Linked DNA regions of Homo sapiens: all the other regions are linked to region 1. A link is a contact called in ENCODE Hi-C data. All regions are on one chromosome and are shown on one strand. The core of a region is the stretch at or near the end of the contact, and the rest is flanking DNA. Distances in the headings are between cores, read along the strand shown. Region 1 holds the start of AEBP2 (AE binding protein 2). Region 2 holds the start of DNAI7 (dynein axonemal intermediate chain 7). Region 3 holds the start of STK38L (serine/threonine kinase 38 like).

Region 1 (4,236 bases), core at 1,069-3,568:
AATGGTAAAAATAGCACATGCTTCATTGTGCAGTTTACATCAATTTTTAATTTTCTTGAAGACATTCTCCTTCCTACCCATGCCTACACAGTTCAACACAATTTTTCTAAGGTTTATACAGTCTACTTTACCCGAAGATATTTTCTTAACTAGACGTTAATGTCAAACAGAATCTAATGCCAGATTTTCAAAATATCCAGGACTCTGTATTACTTGTAGCATTAAATACTAAGGTGTTCGTTTTTAATCAATTAATCAGAATTCCTAGAACTTTAGAATATTAAACTCTTAAATGAAAATCACTATCGACCACTAAAATTTCCATTGCTATACTTTTCTGGAGAGCATGTTTAAAAAAAATGTGATTGTCAAAACATAGATGGTCAAAATAAACGCTAATACACTTTAGAAGTGGCATAATATGCATGTGATTCTCGTTTTTTTAAAAGTACATTAAAAACCAACTAACCCAAACAGATCAAAAGTAATGATAAGACAATTGAAACATACACTATCACACTTTTTAAATGTTCTGAAAAAATGCGCATTTTTGTCACTCTCCAGTTACTTCTAACAAGCTTTAGTAAGAAAAATAATACTCATTCCTTCCGAGACCTCTCCAATGCATGACTTTAAATATTATCATTTAAAATCATGACTCTCATGTTGAAACATTACTATAAAGCCGCAAACTACGTTGTACCTTCAAGACTGTATTTTGTTACGATTCCAACTCTCTGATTCCGCAAAGTTATCTTAAAAGGCCATCAATTCACTATTCTTTTCCACAACCATTTATACGTGTTTAAAACTTTTTCCCAGATATGCTCCCAAAACAAATAGAAAAGATTGTTAAAATCACGTTGGAGACCACATGACTGACTACAAATGAGGGATTTGGGAGGCAATGATTTAATATAAAAGAACAGTCCTTTTTTTGTTTAAGTAGAGAAAAGTGATAGCTGGGGTCTCTCCCATGGACAAGGAAGTTCTGTTAAATCCAGGCGAGACCAGCCATATTGGAAACACTTGTCAATTGTAGTTCTGACAAGTGTTCCCGAACACGGTTGGAAGAAGCTAACCTTGAGTACCGACGTGTGTACATCAAGGCCCTCTTCTGCTCCGCCAGAGGATCTGGGCCCGTTTGGGGACTGTTTCCGAGTTAGAGCCGTCCTGAGGTCCGTGAGGAGCGAAGCGCCGAGGGGAAAGAGGGCGGGGAAAGGAGAGTTGGGGGGGAACGGTTTGAGAGTTGGAAGCCGCGATGCGCTGCGAGAGGGGCGCGGCGGCGACGGCGAGAGATTTCCGAGTTGAGAGTCTGGGGGAGGGGCCGAGGATTCGGGGAGCAGGGGGATCGCGGCAAAACGTCGCCTTGGTCCCCCTCTGAGGGGCCCGGGAGTTCAAGAGGAGGAAGGGAAGGGGAAACGCTTCAGAGCACTGACCTGTCCTCCGAGTCCATGCGGCTCAGGGGTTCCCCATCCGACGACATCTCCAAGCTGCCCCGCCGGCCCCCGGAGGTCGCGCTGCTTCCGCCTCCCCCAGTCCCGTAGCCCTCGTCGCCGCCGCTGGAGACTACGCTGCTGCTACTGCTGCCGCCCCCGCCGCCGCCCTGGCTGCCCCGCGGTCCCTTGGGCTCCTCCAGGCCCTCCTTGCCGTCCCCATCCCCGCTGCTGCTGCTGGCGGCGCCGGGGCTCAACGAGCGGGTCTCGTCGCTGCTGCTCCCGCCGCTGCTGCCCACCAGGCTCTCGGCGCTACTCTCCTCCTCACCCCCGCCGCTGCTGCTGCTCTCATCTTCCTCCTCCTCGTCGTCCTCCTCCTCGTCTTCGTCCTCCCCGGCCTGGCTGGCGCTCTCGGGGCTCGGCTCCGACATCGTCTCTGCCTCGCCGCCCCCCACTCCTCCGCCGCCGCCTCCGCCGCCCCCACCGCTGCCGCCGTTCAGCAGCAGCGCCGCCACCGCCTCGGCCTCCGCCTCCTCTTCCTCCTCCTCCTCTTCCTCCTCCTCCTCGGGGGGCTCAGCCCGGCCCCGCGCCGCCGAACCCGGGCTGCCGGGGGGCAGAGGGCTCAGGCGGGAGAGCTCCTCCAGGTCGGCCATGTCGGTGATAGCGGCGGCCATGGCGGCGCCTGCTCCTCCTCCTCCTCCTCCTCCCCACCGCCGCCTCCCTCTCTCGACTCTCTCTCCCTCGCCCCCCTCCCAAACGCCCAAAACTCCGCCGACGCCGCTGCAGAGCAGGAGGAGGGCCCGCGAGCTGCGTCAGCCTGCACACGCGCTACGGAGCCCGCGCGGGGACAGGCGCGCGACTACGCGCACTCACACGGAGACTGCTGCGCGCCTGCGCGGCGGCACGAGGCAGCACCTCCCCCGGCTGCGGGTTCTGCGCCCCCGCCCCCGCCCGGCGCCCGCCCCGCTGCCCAGTGCCCGCCCCCGCCCCCGCCCCGGCGCCTGCAAGTGCTCAGCGTTTCCTCGGGGCCTTCCCACGCCCTGCCGGGCTTCGAAGCCCAGGGACACGCGGACTGAAAACTCCAACGCTGGCCGGGGATTTTAGCAGCCTTCCGAGTTCTCACGATAAACTCATTCATTCCGGGGGTGTTTGAGGAGTGTCCCCTCTGTACAGGAGCTGAGCCAGGAATAGAACGAGCCTACAGTCTACGAAGAGAGCGGTTTAAAATGGGCAAAAATTAAAACACTACGGTGTAAGGTACTAAATTTTTATGCGCAACACAGGGCGACAGGTTTTAATACACCCTATGTTTGAATACCCCTGGAGATGTTGACATCCTGAACCCAGAGCAAACATCTTGGTTCAGGGTCCTCAAACTTTTTACTTCATGAGCCTTCTAAAACAATTTCGTAAAGCTGTGTATGTTCTTATACAGTTTAGAATGACAGCTACATTTTTCCGGCTTATAAATATTTCATCTGTCGCATTGTTTAAATACTGTATAGCCAATGGATTCTAAATACCATAGGGATTTAACACCCACTAATATCCATTTTTTTAAAATACAGTTTGGAAAATACAATTTCCAAATATTGTTTTCTGGAACTCATATTGACGTTGCATATCTCCTCTAGAATTTTATCCTAGTAATATATTTTATATTTGAACTATTTTGATCGTCTTACTTGTAATAAAAATGTGAACATAAATTGAAGTATCTGGGTTGTTTTTTATATTTTCTGTGATCATAAAGCTCTTATTTCAACCGATCAAAACAAATCTATTTCAAATGTTTGTAAGTACTAAACACAAAAGCAAAATTTTATTGGCAATGCATCTTGCAGAAATGAACTTGGGTGGACTTTTTTCTAATATACATTATGACCTTCAGTGGATGGATTTTTTTGAGAAATAGTTCAGCATCAGTTCTATTCCAAGTTTTCAATTCCATGGATATAAGTGTTGAGAAAACTTGTTCGCATAAAAAAAGCAGATGAGAATGAATGGAGTTTTGTTATAGTAATGCCACACAATTCTTTGAATGCCTTTCGCATTATATGCCCAAAAATCGCATAAAGATCTAACAAAGAAAAAATACTTTTAATGATCTGTCAGCTGACAACTCTGATTAGGTTCTCTTTCAACTTGTTGAAAGCAAGCAACTGAAAACCACCTGACTTGTGAAAGGATGTGTTACCCCATTCTTATTCACCAGTCAATTGTGCCTTTCTTTGGTGTCCTGGAGGTTTTTGCATAACCGGGTATTGCACCTTACTAAGATTTAGCATGAGGAAGAATTATGCCTTTCTTTTGTAAAGTAGGGAAGAGGTCATTGGAAGAAAGGAGACTGGAAAAGAGCCCACATTACACCCTGACCCAAGGACACATTTTCAGGCCAATTTTAGGGATGCTTCTACTCAAGGAAAATGAGGATAGAACTGACTGCCTGAAAACAGAGCCTCCATGCTCATTTCCCATTTGGGAAAGTCGTCATATACCGTGAGTACCCAGTATTACATCCTCTGCCTTAGGCCTTTGGACAACTGTTATATAAAATGTTGCCTCTAAGGGAATGCAAAAATAATAACATGGGACATCATTTACAGATACCTTCAGAGGCACATACAATGTAAGGTATTAACTTCCAACATTTTAAACCTCAAAGGCAATCTTAGATAAGGAATGTATTAAAGTGAAATACACTGTAAACTGTAAATTAAAAACTATCAGAAGGCCGGCAGGGTGGCTTATACCTGTAATCCCAGCACTTTGGGAGGCCAAAGTAGGAGGCTCACTTGAG
Region 2 (4,181 bases), core at 604-3,103, 5.8 Mb before region 1:
GGCTAATTTTTTGTATTATTTTAGTAGAGACGGGGTTTCACTGTGTTATCCAGGATGGTCTCCATCTCCAGACCTCGTGATCCACCCACTTTGGCCTCTCAAAATGCTGGGATTACAGGCGTGAGCCACCACACCAGGCAATGCAGTTTATCTTTATGCAGTTGACCTTGAAGCATTTAGGTTTACTTTAGCCACTAAGAGAAATAGGTCTCCTTGGGTTCACAATGTAGTGAATAAACAATTTTGAGTTCAGCAGGGCCCTGAGGCTGCTCCTGAACTCTGCATGAAGTCATGGAGGTTACTGTTTTAAGTAAAGAGCCAAGAGTTAAGGACTAAGAGAAGCCCCCTATTATTCTGAAAACTTGGATGTGTGCGCTGGATGAGACAGCGGTTGCAGTCCCCATTGATAGTTTTTTCCCCCTGTCATTCTAGGCTAAGGAGTTAGGACTTAACCAGTTCCAGTTCCAGGCTAATGGAAAATTGTCATTTTACTGGGGGTTATGTGGTGGCCAAAGTTGTTAATCATTGTTCCCCATGGGGTAGATACAGTGAGAGCTTCAGTAAAGCCTTTCCTCTAAAAGCCCACTATTTTAAGGTAACTTGGGATTACTGAACTATCTCCTTACCCCGATGAATCCTAACTTGAGTTGACTGAGGTGTTTTATCATTAAACATTAGTTTTACTGAAACTAATTTAAAAGGAAGCCTTAACTTTCATATCAAACAGCTATGGTAAACTGAGTAAGAACTCTGTACGAAGTCGCTATTAAAATGTTTTTATCTTGCTACCAGGATATGGATGTAAAATGCTAATAACTATTACACAACCTATAATAGTTACAGGTTACAATAGGGATAATAACACTTTAACCCACAAAGACTAGCTTAGTCCTACTACTTATCTATGAATAATGCATGTAGTCAATAACACTGGAAGGGATAGAGCATTATAAACTTATAATTCAGAGATGAGAAATGGTGCCAGTAATTTAAAAGTATTTCAGGTCTCATAATGCTAAAACAGGGTGTAGGTATGCCCTACAATTACAGAGAACTCAGTCGGGCTTGAGGAGAACAGCCTCACTTAATTGTAGTTTTCCTGTCGGTGTAAGGTGCCGGCGTTTCTTCATGTGGGAGGAGACTGAAATTCTAAAGGTTGTGTGGTTAGTAAAATTAGTCTGTGACCTCGGGAAACTAATGAGTCTTTGGGGCCTCAGCGATCTTCATGTTAAGGAATATTTTAGCCAGGAATTGCTTCATTTTCAATTCTTGTTTAGGGCGCTCTTAGGAAAAAGGACGCGTACGCTGCACAGAAAGTAAACAATAGAGCAGAAAGAAGAATCCGAAGGTCATTAATCTTAAAATAACCAACCCTCTGGAGCCAACTTATTTCTCTCTTTAAATTGCGGAATGAGCCCCATCCCCCTGCTGGATTAAACCGCAGAGGCCCAGGCCTCCCACCGGGTGTCCGCTGCATGAACCAGTCGCATGCCTGTTTCCTTCTCGAAACCCTCACAGAAAGACCCAACACACTCTAGGAAATAAACCGTCAACGTCAGGAGACGCTCAGAACCCTCTTCCCACACCCGGTGGTCCTCGCCCAGAGCATATTTCGCCTCCAGACCCCAGGATCCGGGAAATGGAACAAAACTCCCCGGCGGCGGCACTCACGCACTTTCCGGCACGCCGGAGCCGCAAAAGCCTCGACCGCTACGACTCCTCTGTCCGTCTACTGCGAAGCGGGGTGGCGTTGGGGGAGGTGGGCAACCTGTCAGTAAAGGGGGCGGGGCGCCGGCCGGAAGAGCCTCCGCGCGGCTGCGCTCTTTTCCTGGAGCTCAAGTGGGCGGGGCCTGTCGTCCGGGCAACCCGGGAGCGTTTGTCCACACAATTTCTGCTCCGACTCTGCGGACTACTGCAGTGGAGCTTGACTCTTAATGGTGAGCAAGGCAAATGAGGCAGACAGGTGGAGGGGCGACCACTGATTCTGCTTCACCAGTGTTAAATAATGTAATCAAGAGCCAGTCATATTTTACAGCGAAGCGGGTCGGTTTGGGAAATAACTCATACCTTGGGGTGGGTCGGCCCTCTTCTCAGCAATGGCTTTCCTTACCTGGACCAGGCGGACAGGTAGGAGTCCCAAACCAGTTTCTGCAAACGGGAGATGGTCAAAGCTGTCACACGGTATCCTGATCTCGAATGTTGCTAAGCTTGAAAATTGGTCCCAACCTAGTAACTTTCAGTAGTGATAGACGTTCCCACTAAATTTTCTTATTGCAACTTGGCGGAAATGTTTTAGTACTTCTCCAGCAGTTAATTAAAAGCTAATGCAATTTACTCTGCTTTGAAAAAATATTTTATGTCGTCTTTTGTGGGAATATGAATTGTTTTGTGATTCAAGGTTCTCATCCTGCATTAGTTAAATATGATAAGGCTTCTCATTTTGTTTTTCTGCACTCCTCAACTGCCATGTTTTCAGCAAGGAGACAGGCCAACATGTAGCTATGAGAGTATCTCTGATTTTCTTAAATGTGGTTTCCATCAAGACATTTTCTATAATTAAAACCAGAGGAAGTGGAGAATGTAATTACTTATTTAATTCATTAATTAAGGGAAAAATGTGGAGTGCATTCTTTGTACTTGGCACTGGGCTAGAAGCCAAGAATACCAAGAAGAACATGACGACAACTCTGCTTATAGGATACAGATTAAACAAATTAATTACAATACAGCTTTACAACTGTAACAATTGAAGCATCTAAAATGGGGTAACACACAGTTGGAAATGATGAAATTTCAGTGAGGGGAAACAAGGGAAGGAGAGTGGTGCTTTTCAACCTGTTTTAAAGTATAAATACGAGTTTTCCACATATGGTGGGAAGAAATAGGGAGTGGAGGCCTGGCGCGGTGGCTCACCCCTGTAATCCCAGCACTTTGGGAGGCCGAGGCGGGCAGATCACGATGTCAGGAGTTCGAGACCAGCCTGGTCAACATGGTGAAACCCAGTCTCTACTAAAAATACAAAAATTAGCCGGGCGTGTTGGCGCGCACCTGTAATTCCAGCTACTCAGGGGGCTGAAGCAAGAGAATCGCTTGAACCTGGGAGGCGGAGGTTGCAGTGAGCCGAGATTGTGCCACTGCACTCCAGCCTGGGTGACAGAGCGAGACTCCGTCTCAAAAAAAAAAGAGAAAAAAAGAAATAGGGAGTGGAGAGCATTCCTGGCGGAATGCAAATGGACCTTAAGTCAATTTATAATTGCTAATAAATTGGGGGAACAGTAAGCACTTACTTGTTACCTTCCAATTTGTTACCTGAGTTTCTTCTTCTTCTTAGATCCTTCTCCCAATGTTTCTCAAAGTGTGGCCCATGGAACATTTATTTCTAATGCACCCGGAGTACTTGTTAAAAATGCAGATTCCAGGAACCCACTCAACTCCAAATCTACTGTATTAGTTTCCTAAGTCTGCCAAGTAAGGAATTGCCACAAACTGAGTGGTTAAAGAAAAGAAATTTATTGTCTCGTAGTTCTGGAGACTAGAAGTCCAAGATCAAAGTGTCAGCAGGTCTGTGATACCTCTGAGGGCCTTAGGGAGAGATCTGTTCAGACCTTTCCTGGCTTCTAGTAGTTTCTTGGTTTGTGGCAACAAAACTTCATTCTTCACATGGCATTCTCCATCTGAGTATATTAAAATTATTATTATATAAGGACACAAATCATATTGGATTAGGGGCCCACCCTATTCAGTATGGCTTCATCTTAATTTAACTAATAAAATCAGCAGTGACCCTGTCTCCAATTAGATCAAATTCTGAAGTACTGGGGATCAGAATTTCAACGTATGAATTTTTTTTCTTTTTTTTTTTTCTTTTTGAGACTGTCTCGCTTTGTCACCTAGGCTGCAATGCAGTGTCACCATCATGGCTTATCGAAGTCTCAGCCTCCCTGGTTCAAGCAATCTTCCCAACTCAGCCTCCTGAATAGCTGGGAGTACAAGGCACGTGCCACCACACCCAGCTAATTTTTAAATTTTTTTAGACAGGGTCTTGCTTTGTTGCCCAGGCTGCCCTCAAACTCCTGGGCTCAAGTGATTCTCCCACTTTGACCTCCCAAAATGCTGGGATTACAGGAGTAAGCCAGTGCACCCAGCCAACATATGATTTTTTTTTTTTTTTTTTTTTTTGA
Region 3 (4,440 bases), core at 786-3,285, 7.8 Mb before region 1:
TCCAACTTATCCTGGATCACTGGGGAGGCACTTTCTAAGGTGCGTTATCCAATTTCACTAACACAATGATGCTCTCCTTACTTTAAGAGAACAGAACTTTTCTGAAAGCAAACAGCTGAACTGAGTCCATTGCTTTGTTATCATTTTTTAGGAAGTCCAATTTCTCCTTTGTTCTTACAGTGTCCTACCTTTAGAAATCAAGTTTTCAGCATAAAAACTAACAAGGACATCTATTTGTTGGCACAAATCATCTCAGTCTCCATTCTTTGACTTATTTTAAAACAAACTCAAGAGCAAATGGCTAGAGAAAAACTGCTTCTATTTAATGTGTGTTTTCTAAGTCTAATTTTTTCATTCCTAGTGGCAAGGCCTTTCAAAAGAGTACAAAAACTACACCCAACTTTGCTTCTCATTCTAAACACATCACAACCAAATGGGAAACATTATCAGCCATCTTAACAAGGAGAAAACAAAGCTAAGTGAGGTCAAACCAAAACATTTTTTAATTCATTGTACCTACCTATTTTGAGATCAGGATTTTTCAGATGGAAGTAGTTTGATGAACTTATGCAATAAAATTATGTAATATCATAATTTAACATAATATTTTAGACTAACTTCTCTCTCCTCAAATAGTCACAAGGGTGGCTAATTCACATACAATACCTCTCAGCCACTGGGGAGAGAGTATAATAAACTTAATTGTTTTACATATCCTGAGGCACAGAGAGAAAGGCCAATCAAATTCAAAGAGGTTTACAGTACCTTATATACATATATGATTGAGACAAAGAACTTTCAAGAATCTGTACTGAGGAAGCAAAAATGGGCTTAAGTACAATAGGCCCTGCCTTAAAGTAGAGAGACCGGTCAAACGTAAGCCCCAGCGCCAAAAAAGACAAGGTCTCACTCATCAATCCCCATCTTACAATCAAGAGGCAGAACTTAAATCACTTAAAGCTGTTTTTTCAGATTTGAGCAGTAAAATAAGCTAATAGGCCATTTCCGATTAAGTGGCTTCTCTCAAAACTTATCACAAGTTATGTGAAATGGGTAAAAGTGTTGGTTCTGCATTTTATCAAGTGAGAAACAATAGCATCCTACTTTTGGACAAGCCACTACTTCCAGAGCCACTAGCCCTCCCCCCACCTCCCACTTCTTTTTATATCATTCCTCCAAACTTAGAACCCGAAAAGCTATTCCACAAAACAAAAGCAGCACCAGTAAAAGGGGAGGCCACTGGTTTTGAAAATAAAGTTTGTTCTTTTGCTGTCAACCTGGCAACTTTTTAAAGGTGAAACGTGCCCTACTCAATCGGTTATACTCTTTTCTACTCCCACACCAAATAACCACTCGTTCGACCTCGATACTAAAGGTGAAAAAAGGAGTGGGAGAAATGATTTTGAAAGGAAGGGGCTACGGGTGCAATGGTAAAGACAGATTCTAAGACTGGTTTTGAGCACTCCGTGGCTTCTAGGAGCTGGGAGGCTTTCCTGAGTCTGTCTTGAGAAATGTTTGGCAATCTGACGCATCAGTTTTTAGGAACGGTACACAAACAGCCCCCACAATTGAAGAGCCATGCTTCGGATCCTGGCTCTGGGTGACATCGGCTGGAGGGCACGGGACGGGAGCGCTGGGGCTACCCGGAGAGGATCCGCGACATTTGTTATTGTTTGTGAAGCCCAGGCGGGGACCCGGAGCGGAGTGCTCGGGGGCCGGGGAGTGGAAGGAGAAAGGAGCAGAGGACAAAGATTCCTCCCCGGGTGCGAGGCTCCCTCTCTGGACACATGGGGCCAGTATCACCCCGGGGAATAAGAGGGCCAAGGCCGTCGCCGCAGGTTCCCCGGAGACATTTCCAGCCCCAGAATTAGCCCGGCTTTCCCTGGACACCCAAAGACACCTAAAATCTCCTCCTGCTCCTGCTCGCAGAGTTGGGGCTGGCGCGGCGAGCTCGGGCCCTCAGCCGAGCGCTACATCCGCGAACTCACCTGCCTCCGGTCGCGCCCGCGGCCGGCTCAGCCTCCGCACGGACCGCAGCCGGCCGGGCGCCCGTCAGCTCCCTTCTCCCCGCTCCGCCCTCGCCCCGCCCCCGGGAGGTGGGACCCGCGGCCTCGCCGGAATCTCAGGGCGGCCTCCCTGAACTCTCGCGAGCCTTGCCTCCTCGGCTTCTCGGTGGCTGGGTCGGTCCGACTCGCCCTGACGTCATACGCACCACAGCCGGAAGTAGCCTTCTGTCGTCAACGCCCGTCTTCCCGGCCCCACCCATCTCCGCCTGGTGAAGGCCAGACTGGTTTTGAGGGAGTTGACTGAACTGTCGCCACTTCCCCTCTCACCAGCCTCACCTCACTGCCGTTTTTACGCCAAACCTGTTCAGGCCTCTCTTGAGAGTGGCCTAATGTGTTGCGACATTAGTCACATTCTAAATGTCATCCGAATTTTTCAAACAGTGCAATGCAAAGAATGTTAGAAATGGAAAGAGAGAATTCACGCATTTTTCAGATTGGGAAACAGTTGTCAACAAAGATGGATCAGCTAAGTTGCTCAGTCGGTAGCTGTGGGGACTCGAAGCCACCCAGGTTCCTTGACGCTTCCATTTCACCATGAGGGGACTCCAGAGACTGGAGAGGAACCAGGATTTGTAAATGCCACAAAAAATACATTAAAAACCTGTTTGAGTTTTCTTGGAAAATCTAAAATAACTACAGTACTGGCCTGCTTTATCAGTAGGATCTGAGAATTGTGCAGAAGAGCACTCCCCTATAGGATGACCCAAAAGGGACAACTTTGGGAAGGTTGATGCAATTTGCGTCTGGGGACAAAACTGGCCTTTGGGAAAGCCAAATGAGAGAATGACTCCCAATTATTGTTGGCAAGTTTATCCTCAATATGAGTATTGGAGGTCTTATAAAATATTCTTAGCTTTTAGCTTACTGAGACAACGTATGAAGCTGGTACTGTGCTTGCAAAAACTATCACTTAGAAATGCCACCTGTCATCTTTAGGTTTCCCAAGAGCAGGTGACACGAGCAAAACACCTAGGAAAGAAGCATTACCTCATTTCTCTTTCTTACACTGTGCTTTTTCATACATAGCTTAGTAGTGGGAAAAGCTCTAGTTTGGTAATTAGTGTATTTTTGGGGAGATCAGCTCCACTTATATGGTCATTTTGAAACTCAAATGACAGTTGTCATATACAAGCATAGGAGGTTTAATTGTGATCAGACAAGCTTGACAGGCCTATACACCCTTCTCCCTGTACTGCACGCATACACATACCATTCAAATGCTACGATAAGATTGAGAACAGTGTATGGTTTGTTCCACAGCAAATTTATGTCTTCAAATGTGCCATACTAGAGTAATATGAACTAGTATAGAGTAGCAGTCTAGGTTAATATGGGATAGCCTAAGACTTTGACCTCTAGTTCCTAAATTCTCCTAAATTGAGACCATTGTAAACAAATTTCCCTGGGAAGTTGTTGAAAGTACCTCAACTGAAACAAATTAGAGCTATGAACCAGAATTTTGGTGGTCTATGGACCCCTTTTCAAAACAGTGTTCTTAAATGCATAAACTACCTAGGGTTACAAAGGAAATTGATAATGTTAACATACAGTTACCAAAATACTAAAAAGTGAGTTTGTAATATAATTATGTGGTAAGTAGTAGTAGCATCTAAGATGGCTGCCAATGATCCACGCCTTCTAGTATTCCTGCCTTCTGTAATTCCCTTCTCTAGTAACTTAGTTCTTAAAAAGGAAATATAGCAAAAGTGATTAGGATATCATTTCCGTGATTAGGTTACAAAAATATTCTGGGCTCCATCTTGCTTGTCCTTGCTCTCTCACTTGCTCGCTTTCATGGAAGCCAGCTGCTGTCTTGTGACCTGCCTTACAGAGAAGCCCACATGGCAAGGAACTGAGAGAGATCCAGTCAACAGCCACCAAGGAATTCAGGCCCCCAGTCCAACAACCTGTGATGAACTGAATACTGCCAATAATCATGTAAGTAAGCTTGGAAGTAGATTCTTTCCCAGTTGAGCCTTGAGATGACTGCAGCCCCACCTGACACCTAGACTGCAGCCTTGTAAAACCAGATACTGAGCCAGCAGGCCCAACTAGCCAAGCCCAGATTTCTGGCCCACAGAAACTGTGAGACAATAAATATTTGTGGTTTTAAGCCACTAACTTTTGGGATACTATGTTACACTGCCATAGATAACTAAAATAGTTATATATTTGCCTCTTTATTAATGCATTAAATAATAAGATCAAGACCTACAGTAATTTTGTAGTAATGATACACAGAAACAATATTTTGAGATATCTACAACAACTTTAATGGGGTAGAAAATATGTGTGATTCCTATTGAGGAAAAGTCACAGGTATTGCTAATATTCCTGTGGTTTGCTGCCTACATTCATGATGGAAGAAATGCTA

What was found. A loop is a pair of places that touch in the nucleus more often than their neighbours do. Pooled maps may share reads with other maps.
Region 2: a loop to region 1 is called in a pooled map, with 2.6 times the contacts of the local background. The contact joins the promoter of DNAI7 here to the promoter of AEBP2 in region 1. A Hi-C loop is called at or near these places in 3 of 50 pooled maps.
Region 3: a loop to region 1 is called in a map of naive thymus-derived CD4-positive, alpha-beta T cell, with 23 times the contacts of the local background. The contact joins the promoter of STK38L here to the promoter of AEBP2 in region 1. A Hi-C loop is called at or near these places in 2 of 168 maps with a recorded cell type or tissue (CD4-positive, alpha-beta memory T cell and naive thymus-derived CD4-positive, alpha-beta T cell) and 5 of 50 pooled maps.

What each region holds. Positions count from the first base shown.
Region 1 is chr12:19,437,574-19,441,809 of GRCh38, reverse strand. AEBP2 (AE binding protein 2) reads right to left here and starts at 2,318. Exons shown (of 8, transcript NM_153207.5): 1 at 1,440-2,318. The coding sequence starts at 2,110. RefSeq lists enhancers at 1,061-1,150, 1,181-1,230 and silencers at 1,881-1,980, 1,991-2,140, 2,201-2,450.
Region 2 is chr12:25,192,832-25,197,012 of GRCh38, reverse strand. DNAI7 (dynein axonemal intermediate chain 7) reads left to right here and starts at 1,853. Exons shown (of 16, transcript NM_018272.5): 1 at 1,853-1,937. The coding sequence starts at 1,935. ETFRF1 (electron transfer flavoprotein regulatory factor 1) reads right to left here and starts at 1,776. Exons shown (of 3, transcript NM_001001660.3): 1 at 1,676-1,776. RefSeq lists an enhancer at 1,416-1,535.
Region 3 is chr12:27,241,881-27,246,320 of GRCh38, reverse strand. STK38L (serine/threonine kinase 38 like) reads right to left here and starts at 2,035. Exons shown (of 14, transcript NM_015000.4): 1 at 1,989-2,035. RefSeq lists enhancers at 627-676, 3,265-3,324 and a silencer at 1,967-2,206.